Linked DNA regions of Homo sapiens: region 1 is linked to region 2. Evidence: read pairs that join two places in POLR2A ChIA-PET (ENCODE). Cell type or tissue: PC-9. All regions are shown on one strand. Links, peaks and the distances in the headings refer to the core of each region. The heading gives the core; the rest is flanking DNA.

Region 1 (5,364 bases), core at 166-5,165, 420 kb after region 2:
AAAACAGAAGACCCCTTGGGCCCTCCCTTCCAATGCCCAGGTCTAACCCTGGTGCCCTTTTCCTCCATCCTTCTACCCCCTGCTCCTGGGCAACCAGGCATCAACCTTGTGCTTCCATTAGTATGGGTGTCACATGCCCCACAGCGGGCAGGGGCCCACCTACATGACCACCTCATCTTGTTCCCTTCTGTATCCACAGCCCCAAAACCCTCTCCTCCAGGGCCCAAGCCACCACCCACAGACACGGTACTGCAGGGTACATACAGGTAAACCAGGTGCACCTGCATCATGGAATCCTGAGGCAATCCCTTAGAAGCCTTCCCACATGCTGCCCTCGGACAGTGCAAATCTGGAGGTGGAACAGGCACAGAAAGCCTCCATCTGCCAGGCTGGGGGAGCCCTGGCAAGAGGGCTGCATGCGAAAGGGGTAGGGACCAGAACTCTCCTCCCTGATTCACAGGTGAGACCTGAAGTGCAAGGAATGGCACCAGATAAACTCACCCAGTGTTTTAGGAATGAAGGGACGAAAGGAGGAGAGGTTCCAGGGCTCAAGGCAGAGAGAGCAAAGACAGAGGCTCCAAGTCAACTGTTCCGGGGAGTCTGAATGCATTTTCCCATGAGAACCTCATTGGGCAGCTCTGGGCAGGAAGGGGCCATTTCACAACCTGCAGCACCCGGTTGGTGTCTATCAATCGGATCCTAGGAGTCTTCCCAACATTGCCGGCCTGTGACTCCTCTTGCGCGCCCCACCTGCGTGCCCCACTGAGGAGGGCTGCAGGGCCATCGAGCACACACCCGGGAGGCAGGGCTGCGTCCTAAGTTGGGGGGCGTGGGGAAAGCACAGGGTCTGTACATCCATTCATCCAACACCTGTTAGCCGAGGTCTCCTCTGTGCCGGGAACTGTGCTACTGTCCGGAGACAAGCTCCTATTTGGGGGTCAGAGAAGTGGGGGTTCACCTGCACACCCGGAGCAAGGGGCCACCCCGAGTGGGAAGCCTCGGGGGAGAGGGGAGGCCCGGCGAGCCCGTGGAGAAGAGTTTAGGGTAGGAGAGGCCCAGGGCCCCCAAAGAGGGCTCAACACCCCTTCAAAGAGGTCAAGGGCTTAGGGGTTCAGCGATCCTCGGCGGAAATCAGCGCTTTGTGGGCGGGGCCAGTGTCCCCGCGGAGGGACCAGCCTCGGGGGAGAGTTCGGGATCCCACGGGCGGGGTCAGGGCGGCCGGGCGGGGGAGGGGCGCCCTGGGCCGGGGTCTCAGGGACCCGCCCGGCGTCCGGGGCCGTCGGGGGGGTCGGCGTCTCCGTGTCCGGGGGCGGCGCCTGTCACCGCCCGGGCTTCGTGTTACTGAGGGGGGGCGGCGGTCGCGGCCCCAGCCCGCCCCGCGCCGCCCGCTCGCCCGGGGCCCCGCACTCACAGCAGGTCGGGCCGGTGCCGGTGCAGGATGGCGCAGAAGGCCAGGCCGTCCCGGAAGGAGCTGCTCAGGTCGCGGATCTCCACGCCGCGGTAGCCCTCGCACTGGCGGCGGCACCAGGCCAGCAGCGCGCCCCGCGGCCCAGCCATGACCCCGCGGCCCGCCCGGCTCCGGCTCTGGCTTCGGGGCCCCGGCTTGGCCGGGACGGCGGCCGCCGCGCGGGCCCGGTTTCCGGCTGCGGCTGCGGCTCCGAGCTCGGGCGCCGACCGGCAGGCGAGGGGAGGGGCGGAGGCGGGGCCGCGGTGTCCTCGCTCGGGCGCCCCGCGGCCCTGCCCTAACCTGCCCGAGCAGCGCCGCCGCGTGGCCCGGCCCGGCCGGCCGCCGCCTACTCCGCGCTGCCCGCTCGCCTCATTGTGGGCCGGTCGTGGGAGCGGGCGTCCCGCCGCCTCCGTCCGCGCCGGAGGCGCGCCCCACCCAGCAGCAGCTCCGCCTCCAGTGCGGAGCCCACCCCTACCAAGACGGGCCGGCGCCCCATCGCCCGCCCCTCGACGGCGCCGGGCTCCCGCTGCTCCACTGGGTGCCCGCGAAGCCCCCGCACCCGCCGCAAGCGGACCACTCCCCACGATGACTTCACCGCCGCGGCCGCCGCCGCGCCACCCACCGGGAGCCCTCCACCCTTTGGAGGCGGGACACCTCGTGCTCCCATCCGGCCTCCTTCCCGCTCCTAATGACCGCAAATCCCCCCTTCCACCCCTAGCTTGAAACTTTGGGGAGGCAGTTCCCCTGCAGACCTCAGAGCACCCCCCCCCGGATAGCCACCAGCTTCCCTCATCCCGGCTCCCCACCCTAAAGCACCGCTGAGCTGGAAGTTGTCATGTCCACCATCCCCTCCCCCATAGCTTGGCAGGGAGACCCATGCGCCCCTCCGCCACCTTTGGTCCAGGTGTCCCCTAGGTGATTCACTGAGCTCCCCTCAGCCCCTGTGTAAGCTCAGGGATCTCGTCCCTCCCCACTGCGGCCTGCCGGGTCCCCTCAGCCATGGTTAGTGTGGTGGTGGTTTGAGTTCCTATGGGAAGGACCTAGGCCAAGGAGGCCCCTGCCTGGGAGGCATACAGGCAGTTTGTATCTGGCCCTGGAACCTCCCCAAGGCTCATTCTCTATCTTTGCCGTCTTCAAAACCCCCGCCAGCCAACCGACCCTTCCAGCCAGCCAACCCTTCCAGCCAGCCGACCCTTCCGCAGAGGCCCCTCCTGACTCTCCCACAGATGAATCAGCCTCCATCTGCTGCAGAGGTGGTGATGTCACCCTGACCCATGCAATAGTTAGCTGGAGTGGGTATTTCGCTCCCTCCCAAGGGAAGGAACAGGGTCTTAGTCATCTTCATCACCCCTGAGCACTCAGGGGAGTGGAAAGATCAGGCATTTTGGAGCCCTATTAACCCAATCTCCAATCCTGGCTTTCCCCACTCCCTTAGTCATGTGATCTTGTGCCTCCCTGGACCTCAGTTTCCACGACTTAAAAATGGAGATAATACCTGCTTTACAAGGTGGCTGAGAGGATTAAGATGTAAAGTGCCTTACCCTTTAGTTATCACTCATAAATTCTATTGACTCCTGGTACTTGGTAAACATGATGAAATGGACTGAAATATTTTGTACCCAGATTGTCATCTGGGCCATTCTGGGTAAATTATCAAGGAGAGAGGCCGACTTAGGGAATTCTACCTCTTCAAAGTCCACTGAGTCCCAGTCCAGAATACTGGCCCAGGGCCTGGAGAACCCAGCTTGCCAATCTGGGCTGGCCTAACACTCCTGCAACTGGAAGGCCGCCATCTTGGCTCAGTATATGGACTCTCAGGCCACCTAGGAAGAGCATGGCCAGAGTGCCTGGCTAGCCCTCTGGACTTCTCACCAGCCCTGAGCTGCCAACTCCTGCCCTGTCCCCTGTGGGATAACAGTGGCAGGAAAGCAGGATTCCGGATGCTTTTTATGAAATCAGGGACTTGGGTTCAGGATCCTGACACCAGCATCCACCTAGGCCTTCAAAGACCACCCAGGACTCTCATTAAAACCTAAGGGGGGCGGGGTTGGGCACCATGGCTCATACCTGTAATCCCAGCATTTTGGGAGGCCGAGGCAGGTGGATCACCTGAGGTCAAGAGCTTGAGAACAGCCTGGCCAACATAGTGAAACCCCGTCTGTACTAAAAATACAAAAAATTGGGCCAGGCGCGGTGGCTCACTGTAATCCCAGCACTTTGGGAGGCCAAGGTGGGCGGATCATGAGGTCAGGAGTTCAAGACCAGCCTGGCTAAGATGGTGAAAGCCCGTGTCTACTAAAAATAAAAAAATTAGCCAGGCGTGGTGGCACGTGCCTATAGTCCCAGCTACTCGAGAGGCTGAGGCAGGACAATCGCTTGAACCTGGGAGGCGGAGGTTGCAGTGAGCCAAGATCACGCCACTGTACTCCAACCTGGGGGACACAGCGAGACTCCATCTCAAAGATGGTGGGTTTTTTTGGCTCACGCCTGTAATCCCAGCACTTTGGGAGGCCAAGGCAGGCAGATCACGAGGTCAGGAGATCGAGACCAGCCTGGCTAACACGGTGAAACCTCATCTCTACTAAAAATACAAAAAATTAGCTGGGCGTGGTGGCACACACCTGTAATCCCAGCAGGAGAATGGCTTGAACCCGGGAGGTGGAGGACGCAGTGAGCTGAGATCGCACCACTGCACTCCAGCCTGGGCAACAGAGTGAGATTCCATTTAAAAAACAAAAAACCAAAAACAAACAAAAGAAACCAGGAGGGATTATAGCCCTGTCCTCACTAGCCTAAAGGGCTCCCTTTAGGTCCCTGAAGACAGCTCCATATCTGATCCTGTTGCCATACTAATAGCTTACACAGCACAGCCTGGTCACCCCCATTAGCCATTTGTGGGCTTTATAAACTCATTATCTGAGTCAGCTCACAATGTTTCGAAGTAAGGACCTGTACGACCACAGTGTGTGACCGCAGGCCAGACAACTCACCCTCATGAACCCCAATTTCTTACCCTATAAAATGAGGATGATAATACTTGCTTTGCCTGAATCCCAGGGTTGTGGGTAACAAGGTGAGATAATGGATGAGAAAATGCTGTGCAGACTGTAAATCCAGGGTTCAGGTGGAAGGTGGGTCTGTGTGTTTACAGGTGAGATCAGAAGCCACAGAGATAGGTGAGTAGGGCACTTGCCCAAAATCATGCTATAATTTCGGGATTAGAATTGAGAGACTTGGGCCCTTAATTCAGTGCTGTTTTGTTTTATTTTTAACTATCAATTAAGAAATGGGGCCAGGCACGGTGGCTCATGCCTGTAATCCCAACACTTTGGGAGCCAAGGCCAGGAGTTCAAGACTAAACCAGCCTGGGCAATATAGGGAGACCCTGTCTTTTTTTGAGACGAGTCTCTCTCGCCCAGGCTGGAGTGCAGTGGCACGATCTCGGTTCACTGCAACTTTCATCTCCCAGGTTCAAGTGATTCTCCTGCCTCAGCCTCCCTAGTAGCTGGGATTATAGGCATGGGCCACCAAGCTCAGCTAATTTTTGTATTTTTAGTAGAGACACAGTTTCGCCATGTTGGCCAGGCTGATCTCAAACTCCTGAGTTTAAGTGATGTGCCCACCTCAGCCTCCCAAAGTGCTGGGATTACAGGCATGAGCCACCATGCCCAGCCTGAATACATCATTCTTATCAAAAATTTAAAAATAAATCTAAAGTTCCAGTTTGACTGTCTCCTTCAACTCTAGTCCCCTCCTAAGAAGTAGCTGCAGTTGTCGGTGTGAAACAGCCTTCCACACCTTGTTCACACATTTATAGTCAAGCATGGATTCAACAATATTTACTGAGCACCTGTTGGGGGCCAGGAGCTGTAAACAAGTAAACAACAAGGAGGCCGGGCACAGTGGCACACCCTGTA
Region 2 (5,364 bases), core at 231-5,230:
ACCCAGCTAATTTTTTTTTTTTTTTTTTTGAGACGGAGTCTCGCTCTCTCTCCCAGTCTGGAGTGCAGTGGCGCGATCTCGGCTCACTGCAAGCTCTGCCTCCTGGGTTCATGCCATTCTCCTGCCTCAGCCTTCCGAGTAACTGGGACTACAGGCGCCCGCCCCCACACCCTGCTAATTTTTTGTATTTTTAGTAGAGACGGGGTTTCACTGTGTTAGCCAGGTTGGTCTTGATCTCCTGACCTCGTGATCCACCCGCCTCGGCCTCCCAAAGTGCTGGGATTACAGGCTCGAGCCACCGTGCCCAGCCTTTTTTTTTTTTTTTTTGAGATGGAGTTTTGCTCTTTCACCCAGGCTGGAGTGAAGTGGCGCAATCTTGGCTCACTGCAACCTCCACCCTCTGGGTTCAAGCGATTCTCCTGCCTCAGCCTCCTGAGTAGCTGGGATTATAGGTGCCCGTCACCATGCCAGGCTAATTTTTGTATTTTTTTTAGTAGAGATGGGGCTTTGCCATGTTGGCCAGGCTGGTCTCGAACTCCTGACCTCAAGTGATCCACCCGCTTCGGCCTCCCAAAGTGCTAGGATTACAGGCGTGAGCCACCGCGCCTGGCCAATTTTTTTTTTTTTTTTTTTTGGACGGAGTCTTGTTCTGTCACCCAGGCTGGAGTGCAGTGGCACAATCTCGGCTCACTGCAGCCTCTGCCTCTGGGGTTCAAGTGATTCTCCTGCCTCAGCCTCCTAAGTAGCTGGGAGTACAGGTACGTACCACCATGCCCAGCTAATTTTTTGTGTTTTTAGTAGAGACAGGGTTTAACCATGTTAGCTAGGATGGTCTTGATCTCCTGATCTCGTGATCTGCCCACCCCGGCCTCCCAAACTGCTGGAATTACAGGCGTGAGCCACTGCGCCAGGCCCTTCCTAACTTTTATGCATTATTTGGTCAGATTCTCTTAAACTCTCTGAGCCTCGGGTTTCCTCCTTTTTTTTTTTTTTTTTTTTGACAGGATCTTATTCTGTTGCCCAGGCTGGAGTGCAGTGGCATGATCTTGGCTCATTGCAGCCTCGATCTCCTGGCCTCAAGCGATCCTCTCTCCTCAGCCTCCTGAGTAGCTGGGACCATAGGCATGTGCCACCATGCCCAGCTAATTTTTTTATTTTTTGAATAGAGACAGGGTCTCCCTTGTTGCCTGAACTGATCTTGAACTCCTTGTGAACCTCAGGTTTCTACCTGCAAAATGGGCAGGGTGATCTCCAGCTCACAGGATTCCTGTGGCATTTATTAAACCAGATTCAGTGCTGAGTACCCAGTGGGGAGCCTGCACGCTGTCCATCCAGTAAATCCTAGTTTTTTTCTCTCCTCTTGTCCATGAGCAAAACTCTAAGCTGTTCTGAGCAAAGCCATTGGCTAAATCTCCTAGTCAGCTCCTGGGATTAGAGATCCTCTTACCTCTTCCATCCTCTTCAGCCTTCTCCCCTGAGGGAGGCCTGGGTGCCATTTGACTGGTCTCCCCACAGTGGGCCCTTCCCACCCCCAAATATCCGAGGTTCCTACCGTTCAGCTATTGCTCAGGGCTGTTCCTTCCCCCCAGCCAACCACCATCCAGATCCCCCCTACATTTATTTATTTATTTATTTATTTATTTATTTAATTTGTTTATTTTTTATTGAGACTGAGTCTTGCTCTGTCACCCAGGCAGGAGGGCAGTGGCACAATCTTGGCTCACTGCAACCTCTGCCTCCCTGGTTCAAGTGATTCTCCTGCCTCAGCCTCCCGGGTAGCTGGGACTACAGGTGCGTGCCACCACGCCCGGTTAATTTTTTGTATTTTTAGTAGAGACGGGGTTTCTCCATGTTGGTCAGGCTAGTCTTGAACTCCCGAGCTCAGGTAATCTGCCCGCCTTGGCCTCCCAAAGTGCTGGGGGTACAGGCGTGAGCCACCGTGCCCGGCATCCCACCTACTTTCAAGTCCTGCCTCCTCCCTTCCACCCCCGTGTCAACTTCAGAATTTCTCTATAGACAGGGCTTAGGGAGACAGTCTGATGGCAGGGGAAGCAGGGGTCGGAGACTTGTCTCAGTGCTGTATTTGTGTAGCACTTCACATAAAATTACAAGAATAGCAACTGCCCACATCACAAAATGCCCAGGGCGAAGGGGAGACGGCTGCTCGCCAGCCATTGGCACCACCACTGCCCCCAGACACTGACTTTCCTGTGGCGGTCACTGTCTAGCGTATTCTCTCAATACTGTAGGACCCTCTTTTTTCTTGTGTCTATTCAGCCTCTCCTGTCGGATCGTCAGCTCCTGGCAAGCTGGGGCCGGCGCAGACCTCTGAGGCCCTGCAAGGAGTTGGCATCAGGAAATGCTTGTGGGTGAACGTGTGATGTGGCAGGATGATGAGTCGCACCAACTATGCCGAGCGAGGAGCGCTGCTGTGGGCATCGGGATTATTAGTCGCAGCAATCATCCTCATTCCCGGAGCCCAGCTAATGAGTGGTTGTGTGAGCTGGGAACGGGAAGCCCTGGCTTCTCAGAGGACAGAAGGAGCAGGTTTGGGCGCTGGTTGACTGCAGCACAAACAAGGGATGTTGTGATGAGCAGAGGGGTCAGAGGAGCCCATAGGGCCGGGGGTGACAGGCCAAGCTGAGGGAAGGAAGCAGGCAGAGGTGAGCTGGAGGCCGGGCACGGGTGGCCCTTTGGGGATGCCAAGGATTTGTGTAGTGCTCCCTGCTCCTGGGGACACGTGACAGGCGCTCCTGGCTCCTCTGGGAGTTGCAACAGCACAGGGAATGCTGAGTGGAGCAGGAGGACAGAGGGCCCCAGCAGAGCAGGAGGACAGGCAGCCACCGTGAGAAGGGATGGGTGGGGCAAGGTGGCCCTGAGGGAGGGCTGTTAGGGAACATCTGGCTCAGGATGGAAAGTGTCAGGCCCTGCCTTCACCCCTGAGATCACACACACAACATCACCATTGCACAAGTATTTACGGGGCACCCATGACCAGTTGGGTACCCACAGGAGCACCTATGGGAGATTTCTCTGTCTTGGAGAGACCCTAAGAGCATTAAAAATGAACAAGTTAATGTTTCAGCCAGTCATAAGTACCATGAAGAAGATAAAGCAGCTGGCCAGGCACGGTGGCTCACACCTGTAATCCCAGCACTTTGGAAGGCCGAGGCGGGCGGATCACGAGGTCAGGAGTTCCAGACCAGCCTGACCAATATGGTGAAACCCCGTCTCCACTAAAAATACAAACATTAGCTGGGCGTGGTGGTGCGCGCCTATAATCCCAGCTACTCAAGAGGCTGAGGCAGGAGCATCGCTTGAACCTGGGAGGCGGAGGTTGCAGTGAGCCAAGATCGCGCCACTGCACTCCAGCCTGACGACAGACTGACTCCGTATCAAAAAAAAAAAAAAAAAAAAAAAGCAGGATATCCCCAGTACAGGAAGGACAGAGGGGAAGGAAGCCCACTGAAGACCAGTCAAGGAGGGCTTCTGTGCAGAGGTGACTTTTGAGTTGTGATCTGAGCCCTGAGTAGGAGGCAGTCATGGAGGATTTGGGGAGATCATTGTAGGCAGAGGAACAGCCAGGCAAAGGCCCTGAGGCATGGTGAGATGACAGACAGTGAGGGAGGGAGAGTGAGGTTTGAAATGGGGTCTGAGGCAGGCAGGGGCTAGATCATAGCAGGCCCTGGGAAAGAATGTGAATTTCATGCTAAGGGAAGAAGGAGCCACTGGTGTATTTTCAGTAGCCACAGTCAGATCTCAGTGGTTAACAGGCCACTGTAGTAGCCAAGTGGAAGACACACGTGGTAAGAGTGGCTGGGTTCAGAATCCAGTTGGAAGGTAGAGCTCATGGGAGCTGCTCAGGTTTTGAATATGGGGGTAAGGGGTGCGGGGAGAGCCGTTTCCCACTGAGCCCAGATTTGTCACCTCAAGGTCTTTCTCAGCTTAGTGCCCGGGATGTGGAGTGTAGGGTCCTTGCCCATCCAGCCCTGCCCTTAGCTTCAGCTGGGGAGACTGAGAGCTTTAGCACTCACTTTGTCCAGCTCCTCAGAGAAGGGCTGTGGATTCTCCAAGGTCGCGCTGAAATTCAGACTGACCAGGGACCAAACCCAGACCTTGCTACCCTGCCCTGCTGCCTCTCCGCTGAAGATGGAAGAGGAGGGAGGAAGCCCTGGCAGGAGTGACCTGACCGGGCACGGCCCAGTGGTGAGGTTCCCTGGAAGAAGTGCCTGAAAAGAGAGCCTGGGGCCAAAGCTGTGCCCTGGGAATAGTGAGGGGTGGGTAGGATGTCATGGAAGGGTCTGGGGACAAAGAGCCAAGGCCTAGCTGGGTAAGGAGAGGAGAGTGCCCCAGGACAGCATCTTCAGGCTGGCAGGGCTGGGGGCGGGGGAACCTCTGGAGCCTGTGGGCCACAGACTCTCCATGAACAGGGCCTGAAAAGGGGAGGACCCTGAGAAGCTTCCCACCGGGGCCTTCGAGAGCCAAGACCAAGATGGGCAAGGCTAGCAGCTCCCCTGGGCCCAACTAGGTTTGCATATCTCCAACTCCCACCGTAGAAGGGGCTGGCGGTGGCCCCTCCAGAGGAAGGGTGACAAAAGGAAAGGAGAGGCGGGGGATACAGCCTGCAGGGCTCAGGTGCTCAGAGGAGCCCAAGTCAGGAGCCCTGCATTGAACTCTGCTCGGCTCCTAAGAATAGCAACATTGTAATGTAAGCATCTTCCTCTTACTCAGGGCTGCTTCTGGGCTACATTGTTTTTGTGATTTATATTATCCCCATTTTACAAATGAGACTCAAGAATTTTAGGAACTTGCCTAGTGTCACACTGTTACAAAATGGGAGGATACTATTTGTTTTTTTGTTTTGGAGACAGAGGAGTCTCCCTCTATTGCTCTATCGCCCAGGCTGGAGTGCAGTGGTGCCATCTCAGCTCACTGCAACCTCCACATCCTGGGTTTAAGGAATTCTCCTGCCTCCCAAGTAGCTGGGACTACAGTCACCACCACCATACCATGCCAGGCTAGTTTTTTATTTTTTATTTTTTAATTTTTTTTTTTTTTTTTGTATTTTTAGTAGAGACAGGGTTTCACCATGTTGGCCAGGCTGGTCTCGAACTCCTGAGCTCAGGCAATCCACCCACCTTGGCCTCACAAAGTGCTGGGATTACAGGCATGAGCCACGGTGCCTGGCTGCAGAATACTATTTGAAGCTAGCTTCTTTTTTGTTGTTGTTTTTGTTTTTTTGATACAGAGTCTTGCTCTGTCACCCAGTCTGCAGTGCAATAGCGGGATCTCGGCTCACTGCAACCTCCATCTCCCAGGTTCAGGTGTTCTCCTGCCTCAGCCTCCCGAGTAGCTGGGATGACA

What was found. Peaks named below come from ENCODE experiments on the same cell type or tissue, not always from the same donor. Only the 100,000 strongest peaks of a DNase experiment are listed, where the experiment ranks them.
Region 1: POLR2A ChIA-PET joins it to region 2 with 5 read pairs; 1 of 35 experiments calls an interaction of 5 or more read pairs at or near these places.

The regions. Positions count from the first base shown.
Region 1 is chr22:37,902,616-37,907,979 of GRCh38, reverse strand. MICALL1 (MICAL like 1) reads right to left here and starts at 1,683. Exons shown (of 16, transcript NM_033386.4): 1 at 1,412-1,683. The coding sequence starts at 1,557. RefSeq lists enhancers at 1-544, 545-1,360, 1,361-2,176, 2,177-2,992 and silencers at 1,131-1,240, 1,351-2,070. In PC-9, for the core only: no CTCF peak of the experiment used is centred there; DNase peaks (open chromatin) are centred at 669, 1,829 and 2,719; H3K4me3 peaks cover 2,284 bases; H3K27ac peaks cover 4,818 bases.
Region 2 is chr22:38,325,014-38,330,377 of GRCh38, reverse strand. All of the region lies in intron 5 of TPTEP2-CSNK1E (TPTEP2-CSNK1E readthrough), which reads left to right. Among named protein-coding and RNA genes, the nearest start is that of CSNK1E, 10 kb to the right of the region's middle. RefSeq lists enhancers at 2,351-2,862, 4,910-5,364 and a silencer at 4,460-4,754. In PC-9, for the core only: no CTCF peak of the experiment used is centred there; a DNase peak (open chromatin) is centred at 2,427; H3K27ac peaks cover 665 bases.